Regions from separate parts of the Homo sapiens genome. Here region 1 is linked to region 2. A link is a loop called in an ENCODE intact Hi-C map of the cell type or tissue named here. Cell type or tissue: dorsolateral prefrontal cortex. All regions are shown on one strand. Links, peaks and the distances in the headings refer to the core of each region. The heading gives the core; the rest is flanking DNA.

Evidence for each region. A loop is a pair of places that touch in the nucleus more often than their neighbours do. Peaks named below come from ENCODE experiments on the same cell type or tissue, not always from the same donor. Only the 100,000 strongest peaks of a DNase experiment are listed, where the experiment ranks them.
Region 1: it touches region 2 in a loop (3-fold over the local background); 4 of 110 quality-filtered maps call a loop at or near these places.

What each region holds. Positions count from the first base shown.
Region 1 is chr11:95,567,244-95,576,925 of GRCh38, reverse strand. No RefSeq gene overlaps it. Among named protein-coding and RNA genes, the nearest start is that of FAM76B, 220 kb to the left of the region's middle. In dorsolateral prefrontal cortex, for the core only: no CTCF peak of the experiment used is centred there; no DNase peak of the experiment used is centred there; H3K4me3 peaks cover 1,173 bases; H3K27ac peaks cover 1,312 bases.
Region 2 is chr11:95,448,693-95,459,156 of GRCh38, reverse strand. No RefSeq gene overlaps it. Among named protein-coding and RNA genes, the nearest start is that of SESN3, 220 kb to the right of the region's middle. In dorsolateral prefrontal cortex, for the core only: no CTCF peak of the experiment used is centred there; a DNase peak (open chromatin) is centred at 5,156; H3K4me3 peaks cover 664 bases; H3K27ac peaks cover 901 bases.

The DNA of each region.
Region 1 (9,682 bases), core at 2,291-6,290, 120 kb before region 2:
GTTCTTGCTAGGCTGAGTTTGGTTCCTCTGACTTCCACAGTTCCTGTAGGTCTGCTCTGTCTGTGAATATTTATGTGAGGGGCACCCACTAAAATAAGAAACAGGTCCAGGGTTGTTAATTCCTCTAGAAACACACATGGATCTGAAACCAAAGTGGATAATTACCGTGCAGAAACATGTTTGGAGTTTTGCCTCTCCCAGAACCTTTGAAAAATAGAACATAATGTGTAGCCAAACCCCAAACACCCCCGGGTTTGCACATCTCTAGTAATCCCATCCAGACACACTTACTTTCACATAATGGATTTCTGGTTCCAAGATTTTTCCAGTTTGAAAAACAACTCCTAGGAAGAATCGCTCTTCTGTGAGCAGTAGCCTATCTGATACTCCCACAGCTGCATGGTCACCCCAGAAATTTTAGGCCTGACCCTCAACCTTCCTGTCTGAAAAATACTCTGTTTAAATGTATGATGAGTCTACCTTTTCAGAAATCCTGGGATCAACCAGGCTTGGATCCAGCTCTGTCACTTACCAGCCATGTGACTTTCAGCACGTTTCTTAATCTCTCTTAGTCTGTTTTCATATAAGGAGAGAATAATGGTGTCCTCTTACAGGATTCTTGCAAGCATTAGATGAGCTAATGCATGTAGAACACTCAGCCATGTACTGGCACATATAGTCTCTCAATAAACTAATGAATGCTAGCTAGTTGTTGATATAACTGACACAACCTTCCCTGCTCTGCTCGCTCAATAGGGAATTATCAAACTAGATGGAGCTGAAATCTCCTGAAAATTGCCTGACTTGGTTCAAAGACGTGGGATTGGTCACAATGACCCTGGAAACCTATTAGGTTGCTTTTTAGAGGAAAAGTGCCAAACCAGCACTTGGTATTAAGTGTAAGGAGAGTGATAATATAGAGGAAAAAAAAAAATCCCAGTTTATTTTTCTGTAGTTCATGACCTGCCCCCATTTTCCTGTGATCTCTTCTTTTACCCGGTCAAATACAAACTTCTGTAGTGACAATGACCATATTTTCTGAACTGCAAATAAAGATCCATGGTCTCACAAATACAACTGTTCCTAAGGGGGAAACATGACTCAATATTTTAAATTGTGACTGCTCTAGAAAAATGTGGGACATATGGTGACCATACCCATGGTTCTCAAAGCCAGATGCTGACTGGCTCCAAGAGAAGAAAACCAAAACAATCAGAAATCCCTTCTATTTGCCAAAACAAATCTTGTGTCTCTCCCGGTGTTATTCCTGTAGCTATCTTTGTTTGAATTGGGCCTGTTCACCAGTTCCATTTCTGCTACCATCTCAGGGGAGGAGGGAAAGAAAATAGCTTCACGTTCACTCATGTTAGCATGGAATTCTTTTTTTGGGTGAATTTTAGGAGAAAAGGAAATTTGAAAACCTTTTTTATTTTGTGTTGTTTTTTCTTTCTTTTTTTATTTAGAGAGTCTTCAACTATACTTTTCCTTCTGGTCCTTCAATAATGAATAACAGTAATAATAATGTTGCTATTATTATTAAATGCATTCTATGTAATGGGCATTCATCATGCATTTGCTTCCAAATACACTTAATCTTCACAATGGACTTGCAAGGTAGATGCCATTGTTCTCAGTTTACAGGTTAAGAGCCTAATATGTTGAGTGGCTAAGAAACTTATCCAGGTTCACATAATTAATAAGTGATAAACTAGGAATTTGAACCCAGAAATTTCTGGCTCGTACATTCTCTATATTCTGTGTTGTTGCCTCTCATAGATTGCTTTGCAGAAATCAGACTTAGATTCAGTCAACATATATTGAACATCCTCCAGGTGCTGTGCTAAAATATTTAATAAATTATTTAATATAATCCATGATCTGGGTAACATTACTATCATTTTTGATAGTGAAATATCATACAAACAAATTAAGAAATTTTTCTAGGTCATCTAATTTGTAGTTAGTGGAGCCAGGAATCAAGTCCATTTTTTAAATTGCAGGTTTAAAACTTTTTCTAAATCCCAGTAGAGCATCAGATAGCAGAAGTGCAAAATAGGCTGTGTTTAGAAACTTGAGAATCAGGAGGATACTGAGTGAGAAAAGGAGCATTGCAGTGTGATCAAATATCTGCACAGAGTCCTACCCCTTAGTGTGAACGAGTTTATCATTGGTAAGTGGAGGGAACAGAGCCGGTGAGTGCAGAAAAGAATAGAAAGGGGCAGGAAATTGGAGAAAGGAACACCAGAAGTCAGCTCAGTATCACATTAAGCCTTAGCACTGTGTAGGGCCCTCCTTTGTCATTTTTAATTATCTCCATTTTAGTAAAGAGTATTAACTAGAAAATATAGCAAGTGGCTGTTTTGATTTTTGGAGAAAGTAGAATCAAAGTAGAACCAAAAGGCAGAAAAAATTGGTATCAGAAGGGTAAATGTCAGAGGGCAAAATCATTTTGATTTTGGTCTGAGAAACAGAGTACCTATTTTTAAGTGATCCTGCTCTAAATGAGAGAAAGAGTAAAATCTGAAAAGTTAAAAATCTTAATTTCCAGTTAAGATGTGGAGCTATTTCACAATAGCTCCTTCCAATTTACCTCCTCCAACATCTTGGCTGCTCAGATACATTCGACTTGGTGTGGACAGATTGTGGGGTAACAGTACACTCCGTTTGTTAATTTTAACCTTGTGGTCCTTAATTCTTATTTTCTAAACAAATTTTCACCAACCCCCACTTACAGGAATAATATATGCTCAACAGAGTAAATGTGGAGTATACAAAAAAGTTAGGAGATCAAAATTAAAATCTCCCACAATCCCGCTATCCTGACATTGCTAACATCTTGACATATTTCTAATTTGCTTTCTTATCTTCCTTTCTATAATAGAGATAATAAAAGTATACCATTTTTACTCGAAGTATATCATAAGCATTTTCCCATGTCATTAGTGTTTGAGAACACAGATTTTAATCAATGTCTAAACTTGCATCTACATCATATGATGTATTTAAGTAATCCTCTGTTGTTCACTATTTAGATTGATTTCAAATTTTCACCATTATAAATGTGATATTATCTTTGTACATAATCATTCCATAGTCCAGGCCTCTTCTAGCACACCCTTTGCTCAGAATTTCTTACCTTCTTTTTTTTTCTAACAGATATGATTAATGATATTCACATATGTAACTTTTCCTAGAGTTACGTCTTAGACTTACGTAGGGTTATATCCAGTTTCTTGTGTTTTAATAAAATATAATACCTTTACATTTTTCTTCCCTTCAAAAAGATGATAGAAGAGTGAAGATGAGTAAAAGTGCTATGAGATGTCTTTGTATCCACTGTATTTTATAAAACAATTTATAAATTTCAGTTCTTTATTATTAGTGATAATGAGTTTTAAACATATAATTGATCATGCCACTTAATTGGCAAGCCATTGTTTAGCTGGCCTTGGCAAGCACCCTTGTGCTCTGAGTGGCTTTGGCATACATTTCTCATTGAAGACCATTTCTAGCTATGATTTTTGCTTTTAGGAATAAATAGACTGGTAGTAGAAAATTGTAAACTGTAGACAGAATTAGGTTTTCATTTTGAGAAGGGGGTAACGTAAACATTGGGAAGGGCCAAATAAGTGCAAATGAGTATTTCTTAAGTGTGCACCTCTTATCCCACCCCTTTCCAGAGATTCCAATACAGTTTTCCTGGAAGTGCCCTTTCCCTAAGCCCTCTGGCTCTGAATTACTGTTTTGGAAGGTATTACCAAGCCATTTTTTTCTTTCACTGACATTTAGGATTAAAATTCGAGTTAATTCAGCTGCCTGCTTCTTCAGCTTTGAGTGAATGATGCCAAGATAGATTTTTTCTTAGGTTAGGTGATGTGTGACCATTTAGAGAAAGGAAGAGTAGATGAGTTGAAGCACATAGGTGTAACTTGATATAGTCTCCTCCAGGGAAAATGTCCTGCTTGAAGCATTTATAGAATGGAATCTTTTCAAGGTTGAGAAGGGCACTGTCATCTATGTGTGGTATTGGCAAATCTACCTGATGGGTCCAAATGTTGCATCGTAGGAAAATCTAATCATAGATAAAATACATTTTCCTACTGGAAGAATTTTAATGTTGTATTAGTTGGCTCTTTTGGCTGCAATGACAGTACTAAAACTTGAATTAATATTTAAAGGGAATTAATTTTGTTCATTAAATCAAAGAGATTATTTAACAACCAAATTATGGGAAGAACAAGGATGTCAGTAGTCACTAGACAAGACAACAACTAGAACCAGAGATATATGATATCAGATCTCTCTCTCTTTTTCTCTCTCACTCTTGCCTGGGCTTCTCACAGGGATTTCATTCTTTTTTGTTCATATCACTGAAAACATGGGGTGCGGTGGGCATGATATTTCCGAGTTTTATATCTCACAGTATCTACCTCTCAGGAGGACTGGCAGACTTTTCTACCTTCCTAAGTACAAAACTACAGGGAAAAGACTCATTGGCGAGTTGGAGTCAGGTGTTCAGACAAGGACCAATGAATTTCGGAAAAAGAAATGTCATAAGAAAGATGTTGGAGAAATGGGGAAGGAAAAATTATTCCAGAAGTGTTTACTCCATCGGGCTGCACAGAAGTCTTATTATATTTTAGGTGATTTATTGAAGATTGGAGAAAAAAGAGCACAAAATAAGAGTATTGTATCTATACATATGTGAGTAACTTACCTTTCTTGGTGGTCAAGAATCTCTTACTCCCAACTCTTAACTAAAGTTTGCAAAGAGAGGCCAGAGGTCATTTTTTCTGTCCTAGGAAAGCAGGATCTGGGTGTATTTCGCAGGGTGTCAGCTTCCCCTGGCCAGTTCTGACTGCAAAACAACAGAACTGTTTATTCTTTCCCACACCCTGGCATACAGCAGACTGCTACCTTTCACTGCAGCAATTGGAAATTACACACTAATAGAAAACATATATGTGAGCATTCAAAGCAGGATTTTAATCAAATGATCACAGCAGCACTGCTTGGTATTCATTTGAATAATTTACTGGAGTTGTCTGTGGACTGTGTGCATATTCAGGGTTTTCTATGAATGTCAGGTTTTTACTGAATTCCCAGCTTGCCACACAATTTTGTTTACCACAGAATCCAGACAGGTTTCTGCCGAACTTTGGGTTGAAGGGTAGATGTGATACTCATCCCTTCACAGTTAACCCACTGGAGCATGTGGTTGTTAAAGAAGAATAAATTCTAAAACAAATTCATATTTTCTCACATATGACAAGGTTCAGACACCATGTAACTGAATAGAAATCACCTTGGAAAATATTGCATGCACTGATAGGAGTTCCCCAGAAAAGCTGCAATGTAAAAGGCAATAGGCATTGAAACAGGCAAGCAGGAGACAAATCTCACCATTTCTTCCTAGGCTTCAGTATGAGAAGTAGTGGTTGACATGCACAGTCGCAGTCTTTCTTCAAGGAGCATCTGGCCCACGTTTCTGCCATGGAGAACAGGTGTGACCTAAGTGCAGAGCCCTGAGCAGCTGACTTCTGCTTGGAATTCTAAACTAATGGTATTCATTTGTTTTTACTATTACCTTTGGCAGAGATGAGAAGTCCAAAGGCTATAGATGTGAGGCAAATGACAAAAATCTGATGTAGACAGGATGAAGGAAAACCCCATCTACAGCAGAGAGCTTCTACTCATCTCCAGTAGGTTATTTGCTTCGGGGTATTTAGCTCCAAGCAGCTCTATTCTTTCTTGTAAAAGAACCTATAAATTCAACTTTTACAAACACTGATTAAATATTCCACCCATCACCCCCACCCCACATATGCATGCACGGATGGTTTGGGGTTCCTTTTCCCTGTAGGACTCAAATGTCCAGTTGTCTCTGCCTCTGTTTGGAACTATGGGCTTTGTATTCCATTTGGCATTGTATGCTTCTATTCTTTCTTTGGTTGACAGAGAAGTTACTTTGTTTTTGAGCAAGGCTGTGTCTTTTTAACTTTCATGCCATATTTTGTTTTTCTTTGCTGTGTTTGAACAGGGAAGGGAACTCACAACACCATTTTGACAAGAAGCCCTGGTTCATACTCTTTCAACTAAATAATATACCCTTAGTTGAGATGCCTTTCTCTGGTATAATTTTGTCCATTTTCTCTATCTCATCTGCAAGAAATGAATCTGTTAAATTCCCTGCTGAAATTCGCATAGCATATGTCTACAGCAGTCCTCTCCTCTCTTAGTCTCTAGCAGCACCAGGAAGGAAAAAAATTAGGTTAGTTTGGCATATTTTTTCTTAGGGGGTTTATGCTGTTTTCAAGCAATCAGCACTTTCTTTGCTTAGGCTATCAACACATCTATTTAATAATTCATTTTAGAATTTTGCCAGAAATTAATAGCAATCTCATTGGCCTACCTCTCCTGAGATCCTTCTATTACTTTTTAAAGTTAAGATAGCATATGCCTGTAAATTTTTGAAATCTTTCCTATTCTCATAATTATTAAAACTATAGCTTGTATCAATGGAACAAAATTGAAGGAAAAGCTAAAATGTATAGGAACATCATCCAGATCGAAATGATCTTGACAAGTTAAAACAGTGAACTCAATTACATGAAATTTTATACGTTTTAAAAAGTATATCTTCTAAATATATATTAAATGTATAAATTATATATTTATAGAGTATATTATATAATATACTCCTAGATTTAAGCAAAAAAACAAATGAAAAAATTATGAAAAGAAATAAAAAACATTGCTCGATGGCCAATCGAGCAGGTTTTACAGGCATCCCCCCAGGTGGGGGAAAAAGGTTTTAGGAAGGAAAGCCACAGATGTATAATGTAACTGAGGGTAAGTGTGGTCATTTTACACGTGGGTGCTGTAGATGGCTAAACAGTTAGGATGTGGGGTGCTGGGTACAAGAGGCAATGTCCCTGTGCTAGCAGTGAAAATGATTTTTGCTTTCTCTTTCCTGCACCCCAGGACCAGACACATGACCCAGTCTAACCAGCATACTCCACCTGATACAGGGAGAGGTTCGGTGATGGACATGTAACTCTGAGCCCAGCAAAGTTCTCCCTGTGATATTATGTTGCTAAAAGAGGACCTTTCTGTCCATGCCGAGAAATCCAAGGTATCTGAGGGTCATATAATCATGCTATTAACAGGACTGAAAATCTGAATTCTCTACCTCAAATAAATGTTAGTAGGAACCAGGCAAAGAGGTGGGAAAAATAGCAGAAGATAAGATTGGGACCCAGGAAGATCCAGAGAAATACACAAAGACCACCTGATGTGTATTTTACTCAAATTACTTGTGCCTTATCTTGTCTGGTATATTGTTTTGAGTCCCTCTGAGGCAGGGACAAAATGGAAGCGGTTCTTTGAGAGCTAGAAGGATGATAAAGAGCAAGGTCTATTTCTAAGACACAGAAACCCTAAGAACAGGGTAATTATTGTTGGGAATAAAGTTTTTGATGTTGCAAAAAAAAAAAAAAAAGAAGAATTAAAATGGGAACAAATGATCTCTCAGCAAGGCAAGCTTTACTTTCTGCAGAAAGGGTGCTACTCAACAGCTCTCCAGTCACGAGAGCACACCAAACAAAGGAGACAAAGTTATTTATAACCTGATGAGTCTACCCTATTCTGTGTCCAGTTTCCATTGGCTGGAATAGGACCTCACATTTTACACTTTATCTGGTTGGCTATTAGTTTAAAACTTTTTTTAACTGGGTAAGGGGAACAGAACAAAGAAAGAAAAGGAAGTTGCCCAGGGATAGTTAAAGAAGCATCTCCAAATAAGGAATGGCATGCGCTATGGGCTGGGGCTTGTCTAGTTCTGTCCAGGCATGCCAGAGCAAGCTAGGACAGCTGATTTGGAATATATATATATATATATACTAATAGTGGATAGCAATCTTATAGTAGGAAATTATAACTTTTTATAATCTTTGAAGAACTTTCCCATTTCTCACAATCTTTAAAGACCATGGCTCAATCAATAAGATCTTTGGCACTGTTTATTAGCAAATTGGCCACTTATTGATTGAATTTTTAAGGAAGTTGTACTACCAGAAAAACCCCAAGCCTGTAACTTCTCAATCCAAAGAGCCCATAATGCTCCAAGTCTGCACCCTTAGCAAGTGAACTGTTAGATTTGCTAAAGGTGGGTGGTTCCACACAGAGAAATCATACAACACTCTTCTTGGACATGGCCACAGATGACAAGGAAGAAGCAGAACTGGGAATGCTGGGTTGGCCGTCTCAGTCCACTGCAGGTGGGGATTCCTCACTAATTCTGTCCATGCATGTGAGATATGATGTAGATCTCTGCATGTTGCCTTAACTTCTCTCTTTTTCCAACTGGGAGTTTGAATTAGTCATATTGTATTTCCCCTTTATATTGAACACACTTTTCCTGTGGAGGAATGCTTTAATAAATCATCACTTAGTAATGGGTTAAAGTCCATAGGAGTCACATCTGGTTCTGCACTAAAAGAATGCTTGTCATTTGGAGATCCTCAATTTACAGCTAGATGCAGGAAACATGGGCAGCTAAGTATCTCCTTTGGTAGAAGAGGCATGTCCTTTCTTTCCTGTCATAGATGGGAGGAATTGGCATCATGTGAGGGGAGTGCATATATGGGGCAATTGAAACATTTTTTACTATCCAGGGTCCCTTTTTTTGAGTAAATAGTCTTATTTCATAGTAATTCTGTTCGGTCCTATAGTTCAAGGGGAGCTGATTCCTTTCTCCCTACCTACTCAGTCCCTAGGAATGAGTGTTCGACCAAGAACTGGTGGGTCAGAATCCCCCATGCTCATAGCTACAGTGATTGGTTGACAGATGTATGTGTGACACACATCAGGTCAGGTAGTCTTCCCAGGGTCATTGAAACTGCTGGATTCAGCTGTGCATAAACATCTCTGGTGGACTTCTCAATTACTCCATTCTTAAAAATCAAGAGAATTTGAGTCTAAGAGCTGTGACTTGTTACTGAAAGTTTCATGACTAATACTCAGCTTCTTATAATGAAACTATTTCCTAACATTCAGAGCTTACCAGGAATGAAGTGGTCTATTTTGAGTTCCCTTTCCCTGGAGGTGATCCAGTAACTGGATGGCTGTATCTCTATATGAAATGCGTTTGTTTGCTACTTAAAGGGAGACATCTCTAAATTTCATCCAGTACTATACCCAGCTCTAGGTCCATTGCTCTAGGTGTATTGCCCTAGGAAAGAGTAATTCTTTCCGTCAAGTCTGACATGACTCTACATGGTGCCGAGGGATATATTCCCACGGGTTCCTGAATGAGAAAGAATGGATGGAGGTGGTTTTAAGTAAACCATCAATAATACGTGCCATACCACTAAGCAGAGATTTTTTTCTTTCTTTTTTAATTTTAAGATCCAGGGTACATGTGCAGGTTGTGTAGGTTTGTTACACAGGTAAACATGTGCCATGGTGATTTGCTGCACCTATCAACCCATCACCTAGGTATTAAGGTGACATGCATTAGCTATTTTTCCTAATGCTCTCCCCCCACCCCGGAGAATTTCATAGAGAGTATTTGATTCATTCTTTAAGGTTCCATTCAGACCTTATATGTTCTCATTCTATAAAATAAAAATTAAACAAAATCAGCCAGGTGCAGTGTCTCACACCTGTAATCTCGGCACTT
Region 2 (10,464 bases), core at 3,136-7,135:
TTTTTTTTTGAGACAGGGTCTCACTCTGTAGCCCAGACTGGAGTGCAGTGGTACAATCATGGCTCACTACAGCCTCAAGCTCCTGAACCCAAGGGATCCTCCCACCTCAGCCTCCCAGTAGCTATGACTACAGGCACATGCCACCACGCCTGGCTATTTTTTCTTTTTTCTGTCAGATAGATATGGGGTCTCACTAGTTGCCCAGACTGGTCTTAAACTTCTGGTCTCAAGCAATCCCTCCGCCTCGGCCTCCCAAAATGCTGGAATTACAGGCATGAGCCACTGTACCCAGCCACATCTTCTATAATTTAATAGAAAACTTTTTAAAGTGAAAGAGGCACTGCCAAGATGAATGGCATTGTAAGGACATGATATTATCTAATATTGTTCAGCAGTTGGATATGCAGACACCAATGACAGGGAATCTGTTGCTGTTGGTGTGCCTGGGTCTGGTTCCCTGTGTCACCAGAGTCGGTGAGCACTGCCTGAGACACGTGTGGAGGTGGGTCTCTGCTGAGCCTCCTGTCCTCATAAGGACAGTGGAAAGAACAGTTTGAAGAGTGGGCTCTTTCTGTGGTTGTAGGGGAGTCATTCTGCAGCATGAGCTCCGTCACAGGCATCCGTAAGGACTGGAGCTTAGAGAGCCTCAGTATCACAGAGTTCCTCTTCCCCCCCCCCCCGCCACTGGTATTCCACAAGGACAGGCCAGAGAAAATATTCTCTTCTGCCTAGCCCATTTGTCGACTGGTTGGGGTGAGCATGAGAAATCATACATCCTGATCCAGATATGGCATCTTCCCCTACTCATTATATCCCACCAAATTGGGAAGCTGGCGTGGGGAGCAGGTGAGAAGGCCACCTTCGATGTCCCCCAAACCACTCTCCATTACAGTCACAGCCTTGAAAGGGCACCAAAGCATTTGGCATGGACACCTCCTCTTGCAATCTACTGCCCTCCCACCCACCATTTTCATTCATTCTTTCAGCAATTAAGTATTTAAGAACTTCTAAATGCCAGCATCTGTTCCAGGCACTGGGGATATAGTAGTGAATAAAAATTTTTTAAAGTTCTTACTGTATGAGACTTAACAATCTAGAGTTGTGCTGTCCAGTATGGAAGCTACTAGCTAATGTAGCTATTTAAATTTCAAGTAATTAAAATCAAATAAAATTAAAAGCACAGTTTTCTCAGAGCCACATCCTAGGTGCTCAGTAGTCACATGTGGCCATGGCTACCCTATTGGGCAGCTCAGAAATAGAATATTTCCATCATTACAGACACTTTCTTTGGATAGCAGTCTTCTAGAAAGAGGAGAAGTATAGAAAAGTAATGAGAAAATAAATAGAAAAATATATTATATGTTGGATGGCAATAAAAAGTGCTTTAGAGAAATATTAAGTAGAATAAGGGACCTAGAGAGTACTCTGGGATAAGGGGGATGAGGCCAGAGTGGTGGAGACACCACCCTGATCATCAGAGCTGATCACCACACTTACTGTTGAAATATTAAAATATATCCTTACCGATTGTTAGACAAGCATGGCCTGAAGCCACTCTACTGCTGCCCTGTCCACCACGTTGGCTGTCCTGGCTCCTGTTTTGGAATACTTCCCCCAGCTCAGCCATGAAAAGATAAATTCCTGGCTCAGGAGGGGACAGCCAGGTCCCTGATCCTGCCCTGTACCCTTGGCTGTTGTGATTGGTCAGTTCTCATGCCAAAATGTTTAAAAGATACTACAAATATCACTCTTGCTGGCATGTCATTTAAGCAGGTCTCCAAGGAAGTAAGGCCAGAAGCCATGGGGGTATGTGGAGCAAAGTATTCCAGGCAGAGGAAACATCAAATGCAATGGCCCAGAGGCTGGAGCGTGCTTGGTGTAGTCCAGGAAGAGCAAGAGGCCGCTGTGGCTCCAGCGTGGTGACCAAGCCTTCCGGAATGTAGCAGATAAAGTCAGAGTTGTAAGGGGAGTTGTGGATCACATAAGGCCTTATAGGCCATTTATATCCATTATTTCTTGCCACAATAATTCTGTATTTAAAAAAAAATCAAGCGGCTTAAATCAATAAGCATCTTCTACTGCTCATAAGACTATCTATGGTTCAGCTGAACTCTGATGATCTTGACAAGGCTCAGCTTACCTCAGCTGGTCTTGCACATTGAGGATCAGGTGTTGGCTTGGCTCAAAGCTGGCTAGTCCGGGGTGGTCTCATTCCCATATCTGACTGTTGACTGGCTGCCAGCTAGGACATGTGACTAGACCACATGTCTCTCATCATCCTGAAGGCTGGCCCAGGCTTGTTTACATGGGGACGGCAGGGTTCCAAGATGCCCAGAGGTGGCACATTGTCATTTATGCTGCATTCTGCAGGTCAAAGAAAATCACAGGGCCTGCCCAGATTCAAGGGGTGAGGAATAGACTCCACCTTTTGCTGGGAGGGGCTATACAGTGGCTTTGCAAGGGAGGCAGATACAGGAAGGGGTGGATAATTGCAGCTGTTTATGCAATCAATTTACTCACCATTGTAAAGACTTTGACTTTTATCCCAAGTATTAAAGGATGCCATTAAAATTTGGAGGAAAAGTGGGTTGTCATATGATTCGCTTTACATGTAAAGTGATTCCTCTGGCAATTGTGTTGAGCATAGACTATAGGGGGTAGGGACAGAGGCAGGGACACAGGTTAGGAAGTGTTGTGACAAACTGGGAGGGAGAATGGTGACCTGGGAAGTGATGCTAGTGGTGGAGTTGATAAGAAGTAGCATATTTTGGATTAGGTTACAGTTGAGCCAATGACTTATGTGTTAATTAGAGAAAGAGAGGTGTCAAGGATGGCTCTAGGGCTTTTGGCCTGTGCAGCTAGTAAAGTAGAGTGGCCATCAACTGAAATGGAGAAAGTGATGGGCAAAGTAGGCTTGTGAGGAAAAACTCAGAGCTTCTTTTGGACATACAGAACTTCATATATCTATTAAACATCAAAGTGGCAATGTCGGTTACGCAGTTAGACATGCTAGCCTGGATTTGGGATGGAGAAATAAATGTGGGAGTTGTTGGCATGTGGATGGTGTTTAAAGGCATGAGAGCAAATGAAATCACCGAGGGAGAGAGGGTAGTTCGGGAAGAAAAGAAGACAAAGGACTGAGTCCTGGAGCCCTCCAATGTGAAGAGGAAAAAGCTTCAAAGCCTCTGAGCAGCAACAACCAATGAGATTGAGGGAAAGGCAAGAGGTGTGGTATTGTGGAAGCCATGTGTGGAAGGCACATGAAAGAGGAGTAGCTGCATGACCACCACATTGAGCTTCCGGCTGAGGAATTCTTGGAAGACGGAGGGCTCTGGGTGCTTCTCTGGAATGAAGATACGTCTTTCCTCAATCTTATGTATATTAATAGAAAAACATATGGTCTTAATCTTTGCCAGAGGATGTCCATGAAAAACAGGGAAGTTGATCTGCTGCAGAGGAGGGGCCCTTTCACGTCCTTTTGCTAGAATTCTCCACGGGGCTGTTTCCAGCTCCCAGGACAGGAACCTCAGCCCCACTGCTGTGCAGCAGCCTGTGCTTCTCCACAGGAAAGAGAAGCACCACTGCTTGGAATGTTGTAGACACCAGGAAATGTTGGGTAAAGAGCAAGGGAATGAATGAAGGAATGAATGAGTAAATCAAGAGTAACCATGGTTAGAAGCTGTGGTTTACAAAAGAGAAAATGAAATAAACCAGGCAAATATTGGGGCCTGAGAAAGAAAAAAAAATGTGGGTGGCTTGAAGTAAAAAGTTTTCTGTAAGATTTGCATTGTTCACCACCAAGGCCTCTACCCGCTGAGACCTTCTCACCCTCTACCCCACCCTCAGAGACCCAGCTCCCCATTCCCTGTCCTAACTCTGCAAGAGTTCCTGGTTCTTCCTGAGAGGTAGATGGTCATTAAACATGGGGGAAAACAACCTAGATTTAAAGTGCAGAAATCAGCTGGATTATAATCTGAGTTTCATGAGATCGTTGTGAAGATTTTTCTACAATGAGGTTTATGAAAACATCTTGTAAACTCTAAAGTGCTATCCAAATGGAAGGACATGTATTTATTTTCCAGAGGTTAGCACAGGAAATATTCACTGTCAAATAGTGTCAGAAGGGAAAAGAGAGAGCTAAAAGATAGCTTCACACCAAGGGAAATGCAAGGTGGAGGCATAGACTTAGGAGAAAGGTAGCAAAGTCAAAAGAGAAGAGCTAGTTGCAAGACTGCAGCCATAAATTGTGTTGGGATAATGCCTTTACTCCCAACTCTTTAGTGAACTCACTGCATTGATGAGATTTGTGGCTCAAGTGGATTTGATTTACCCCCAAGTAAATTGGCAGCTTTGAGGTAGATGACATGCGATAAGGGAGGCCACGTAGTCTCAGGAGTGGAAGCTCTGAGAATGCTTAGGAAGTGAGGCTGGGAGACAGTATAGCAAAGAGCTTTTGATGGACACTCACTGTGAAGTAGAATTCAGGCCAAAGAGTAGGAGAATCTCTGAGGGGAAAGCAAGCCTAGAGCGGAATTTAAGTCACACACTTGTATACAGTAGGGAGTGAAAGATTTGGTATATATAATAGATGCTGTAGGACCTCAAATGAGATGACTAGAGTAATATCTAGAAGGGATTCATTGAAGAAACACTTTCTCATTTTCTACCTTCTCTCCTATGCCCCTAAATCTATTACCATCTTTGTTTCCCTGTCATCCTCTCTCTTTTCCTTTTGTCCTGCCTGTGCCTGAAGGTGTCTATGGTTTTAAAGATTGAGTCTAAACAGCGGTCTCACCAACGCCCTCCCTGGGTCACTCCCCTCCTTTGCCAGAGCCGGCATTGGCACTGCTGGGAAAGAACTCTGCGCAATGCAAGGCAGACTGCATGGACTCGTGCCTGACCCTATCCCCACCCCATTCCCATGCCATACTATTCACCCTGTCAGACAAAAAGGAAAAATGCTGGCACCATGCAGATGATCCAGAACAATGTCCACAGTTTCCAATATAAACTGTGCAGCTCAGGGCTCCCACCCTGCCGAGCGTCCAGTAACTTTTGCTGAGCCATCCAAGCCCAAGGGAAAATAACCCACTGTGAAAGAACAAAGGCAGCCTTAGCTCAGGCCTGTCCCCACCAGTCAGGAGAGGCAGGCGACAGCACCTCTGGGCCAGTGCGGTCCCTGGAGGGCGGCCAAACAGGCTGTTCTGAGCATGACAAGGCAAGGGAGGGGCCCAAGAGGCCCCAGTCAATGAGAAATAGATCTGCCTGAGAAATAATAATGAATGAAAAGGCGCAGTGACAAAGCCTTGCCTCCGAGCTGGTTTGGCACACCCTCAGATCTAATGATATGTTCAGAAAGAAAAATCCACAGGCAAGATTTGGAATCCTTTAAGCCAACTAGTCATCCACAAACAGGCCCAATGATCTTGGTTTTACCAGCAGGCATTCCAAGAAAGGGCTCTTGGGCCTGACAGCTGTCCTTCTTCAACAGGCTCAGCACTTGTCAGTGCTGGAATGTGAAATAGCCTATTTGGGAGCAGAGGGATGGACTAGATGAACCTATGAGCTCACGTAATTCCAGGTCAAACAGGCAGTGAGAATGAGACTAGTACCTGTGACTGTGAAAAGACATACTGGTGAGGGAATAGAAGCAAAGATCAGAAGGAGGGGTCAGGAGGAGCAGGGTCTTTTTCAGTTCTCAAATATTTGCTGAGCTTTCCTTGAGACTTGAGAGCTGAGCACAGTGAGGTTAGGGGACAAAAATAACAGATGCCACCCCACTCTCAGAGTGCTTATGAGATTATCTACCTAAAAGTGCCTTAAAAAACATTTTAAGGGGGTCAGAGAGTATTATTGTCATTACCAAAGATGCCTGGAGATCATCTGACTCTGGATCCAAGTCTGATAGCTTGGTGGAGCTGCTTGGAAGTGGGTATTGAGTTTGTGAAGGCTTGCGTGGGTTCAGGCTCAGCAAAAGGAATGCGTTGATTCATTAGTGCTGTTTGTAATGGATAGAAGGGAATGCTACATATCCAATGACCTGAGTTCCAATCTAATTTGGCCTATTTTACAAATAAAACAGCTGAGTTCCGGGAAGAGGAGATGGCAAAGTTGAACAAAATGGGCACTAGATTGTCACAGCTAAGCCTTCGCTCACCCTGCCCTGGGAGAGCAGGACAGATGAGCAAACTCCAGGAGATGCCGGCGATGCCACACAATCGCACAATCGTAGGGAGGAAGAGAGAAAGGAAGGGAGGGGCTGGGAAGGCTTCTAGAGGCCACAAAGCAGCACCATGTAAACACATACGTGGTTTCCAATGAAACAACAGCTCCCACTTAACCCTCCTTCTCTTTTCCTGACCATGGAAGGTTGAGGTTAGGTTGCCAGGAAAGTGGCAAAACTTTCCCATAGATCCTACCCTGGGTTGAACTTTGAAAGAGTATTATAGATTTCTTAAGAAGTGAAGTGTTACAGGCCACAGTTTATGATGATTAGGTGAGAGTTAAAGCACACATTTTATTCTACATCATAATAGAGCTAGTTGTATACCAGTCCCTCTTTGTGAAATTAAAGATTTCATGAAGATATTATCCCTGCATTACCCAGCAACTAATAAAATTGTATAAAGAGTAGGCATACAGTGAATATTTATGAATTAGACAAATAAATGAAGACATTATTAATATCATTTTTAGGGAATCCAAAGATTAGCAGTTAATCTTCCAGCCAGGAGAGAAAACAAAAACACACTTGTAGTATTAAGTTTATTAAATTATGGAACTGCTCACTCAGCCATTCCAGCCAAGGAGCAAATAATCATAATCATAATCACTAACATTTATTGAAGAATTACCATGTGTTTTATGAGAATAAATACGTCAGGACAGATTAATTGTTTTAACAAGCAATTCTAAAATATCAGTAGTTAAACCATAATCCAATACAGATTGAGAGGGGCAGAGCGGGGAGTGCTATGCTCCAGTCATTCAAGGACCCAGGCTCCTTCCATACAGTGGCTCTGCCTTCTCTGAACCCTAGAGTTCTCTTCTGGATCCTCTGAATCTACCAGTAGATGAGGAAAGAGAGGGTATAGAGGATTATAAGGAAGGTTTTGGGGATAAGCCTTCGATAATGTAGCCTATATCTCTTCTATCCACATTCCATTCATCAGAGCTTAGTCACAAAGCCTCACTTAGATGCAAGGAAGTTGGGAAATGTAGTCTATTGGTGACTCATGAAGAAAAGGGAAAAGGTTGTTGGGTATCTAGCAAGTCTCAGCCACAAAGCATTATCTCATTTAGTGCTCAAGACAGCCTGATAAGGCAGATGTGATTTTTATTCCCATTTTGCAGATGAGAAACTTGAGGCTCAGAAATTAAAATAATTCCCAATATCACACATCTAATAAATGACAGAATTGAAAGTTGGTCCTAGATCTGACTCTAAAGCATATATTCTAGACCCACTAAGTTATGGACCTTCATAACTGAGGTTTTTCTCTTTTCCTTCCTATTTTTCTCTTTTCCTTCCTCACTACACAGACTCTCACCATGTTGATTTTGGCTCTCCTGGATCTAAACTGCTGATAATACTTAGCTATTTGGCATCAGAATATACATTATCTTATCTATTTTCCATTGCACTTCCATGTGGTAGGTATTATTAGCTCTATTTTACCAGAGAGGAAGCTGAGATTGGATGGGTTACATAACTTGGCCAAGATCAAACAGCTAATGAGAGGCACATTTGAACATAGTTGAATGCTGTACTGTGTCTTGCTCCTTGGCCTGGAACTTTGGAAGGCCTTTCCCTAAAAAATGTTTTTAATGACAAAAAATAAAATTGAATCCTAAAAAATGCAACAATCCACTTTCCCACAGAGCATCCCAGAGTGGTTGGCATCTGCAAGGTCAGAGGCCTCAAAACTGAGGTCAGACAAGCTTTTGATTCTTCAGGTCTGAATCCGTCCACAAGGTGGGAATATCAAATAAATTTTTCAGCTTCTGACCTTATTAATTGTAATTAGACTGGCATATCAATGCTTAAAGAGGTTCTTCCCAGCCGAAACCGTCCAGGAAATGAAGAGTCAGATAAATAACAAGGCTGACGCAAGGCTAGGGAAATACTCCAGACTCAACTAGGGGGTGGTCTCTCCAAGCCAACAGCATTATTCATGGCTGGGTCACTGGGTGCTGATGAGGAATCAACAGCTAGAGCAAGATTTGCCTGCTGGGCTCTCTTCTTTCCTCTCCCATCCTCACCCCTATCCTGACCTGCCTACCCTCCTCTCTCCTTGAACTATCCACTTGCACTGAGTTTCTTTATCACACCCTCTCCAGGCACTCAGGAGCCATCAGACATCATGTACTGCTCCCTGAGAGGGAAAAACAGGAAATGAATCTAATTAAAACTGCTGCACTGTAAAGAAGGAATTAATGATAAGAACAATAATGCAATCTGAGGACTTGGGCAAATTGGGCAGATAAAAGGAAAAAAAAAAACAACAGCAGATTATGAGTCTTTGAGGCAGTTGACGCTACAATATCTTCAATCATGCAAGCTGCACTGGTCATAGGAGCACACTGCAGAGCCCCAGAGCCTTGGAACTCCAGCTCCCTCCCTTCCCAATACCCTCCCAGGCGGAATTTTTCCCTTGACTACAGCCTCAGATTTTTCTTCCTAAGGATCTTGAACCCCATTATTTACTCTCAGGCCAGTCTTCATGGGATTGACTGTCACCAGCAGTGACAATCTATGAAGATGTAATAATCCTCCATGTTGGAATCTTTGAGATCATCTACTCCCATACCCAGGGAGGCAACCAGGGCCAGACAGTTTAAATGACTGGCCCAAAGGCAAACTGCTGGTTAGGAAGGGAGCCAGGACACTCAGGCCTACAGCCTTCAAGCTTGGAGAGTCTTTTTGCTAGACCACACTTTGGTGTGCAACTCCAGGTACATGAATTGGTAACAGATTCTACTCTATTATTCATTTTTTTTAAAAATCCTACCAAGATGTCTTGGTCAAAGTTTCCCTTTACTGCTTCTTGCTGGATGCCCAAGAAGCTGGTGGTATCTTTTTCTGTATCAGGTGAACTATAAACCTCTTCTCCTTCCCTTTCAGGCTCTTCCAGGAACCTGGGTTTTGTAATTTCCCATTTCTCCCAATCTAAACTACCTACCTATTTTGCCACCTACCTAAAGAGTCTGTCTTCTGACCTAATTCTCACAGTAATGAACTCATTTTACCTCCCTCTGTATCTTTCTCATGCCCTGCCAAGGATCCATGGTCCTTATATTTCCTGGCCTTCCATGGCCTTTCCCCATTTTAAATCCTTCTAATGGAGACAGAAAATTGTCCTTTATCTGCACATTTAAAAGTTTTCGGAAAAAAAATAGAGTCACAGGTGATTTCTGAGGTCCTCCACTGCCAAGTCCTTTCTTCCCCACTATCCCTTGCTGCTCCTACCACATTGGCCTCGTTTATTTTTTAGAAAACACCAAGTTCTTTCTTACCTCATCGTCTTGAGGATGCGATTTCCTCTGGCAGAGTCTTACCACAGAGCCTATTCTCCCACTCCCACCTCCTCTCCTGGCAAGCTCCTTCTTATCCTTCAAGACTCACCTTCTGTATTATTTGCTCTAGGTAATCATCCCTGACTCCCCTACTTAGGTAAGGTCCCCCCCAACTAACTGCTCTCAGATAATCCTGTATTTACTTTTATATCCCTTATCATAAATGGGATTATACAATTGTTTTTAATGATTGCAACTTATTGTCAATGTCCTCCAACAGACTGTAACTTCCATGAGTAAATGGCCAGAAGGGATTGATGTGTTGTACGTATATATTCTAAACACAATCATCCCTCGGCATCCAAGGACAATTGGTTCCAGGACCTCTCACAGATTCCAAAATTTATGGATGCCCAAGTCCCTGGTATAACATGGTGTAGAATTTGCATACAACCTACACACATCTTCCCATATACTTTAAATCATCTCTAGATTACATATAATACCTAATACAATGTAAATGCTATGTAAATAGTTGTTTTACGGTATTGTTTGGGAAATAATGATGGGAAAAAAGTCTATATTTAGTACAGATGCCTTTTTAAAAAATATTTTCGACCTGTGAGTGGCTGAATCCACAAATGCGGAACCCACAGATACGGAGGGCTGATGGTAGTGTTCTCAGGACACTAAAGCTGACACTGCTTTATCTGTAATTATTTGCGTATATGTGGAAGCACCCACCAAGAGTATAAATCCCATTGTGGCAGAAACCCCTACACTGATGGACATATAATAAATGTTCATTGAATGAATGGAGGGATCGATGTCAATAAAGCTCTTATAACCCTTTAGGGTTGAGGGAGTGGTGCTAGTTTGCTACTGAAATATTGACAAAAGACATAAAAGATTGTCAGTGTGCAAGTGTAAAGCTATCTGTTATTTCTC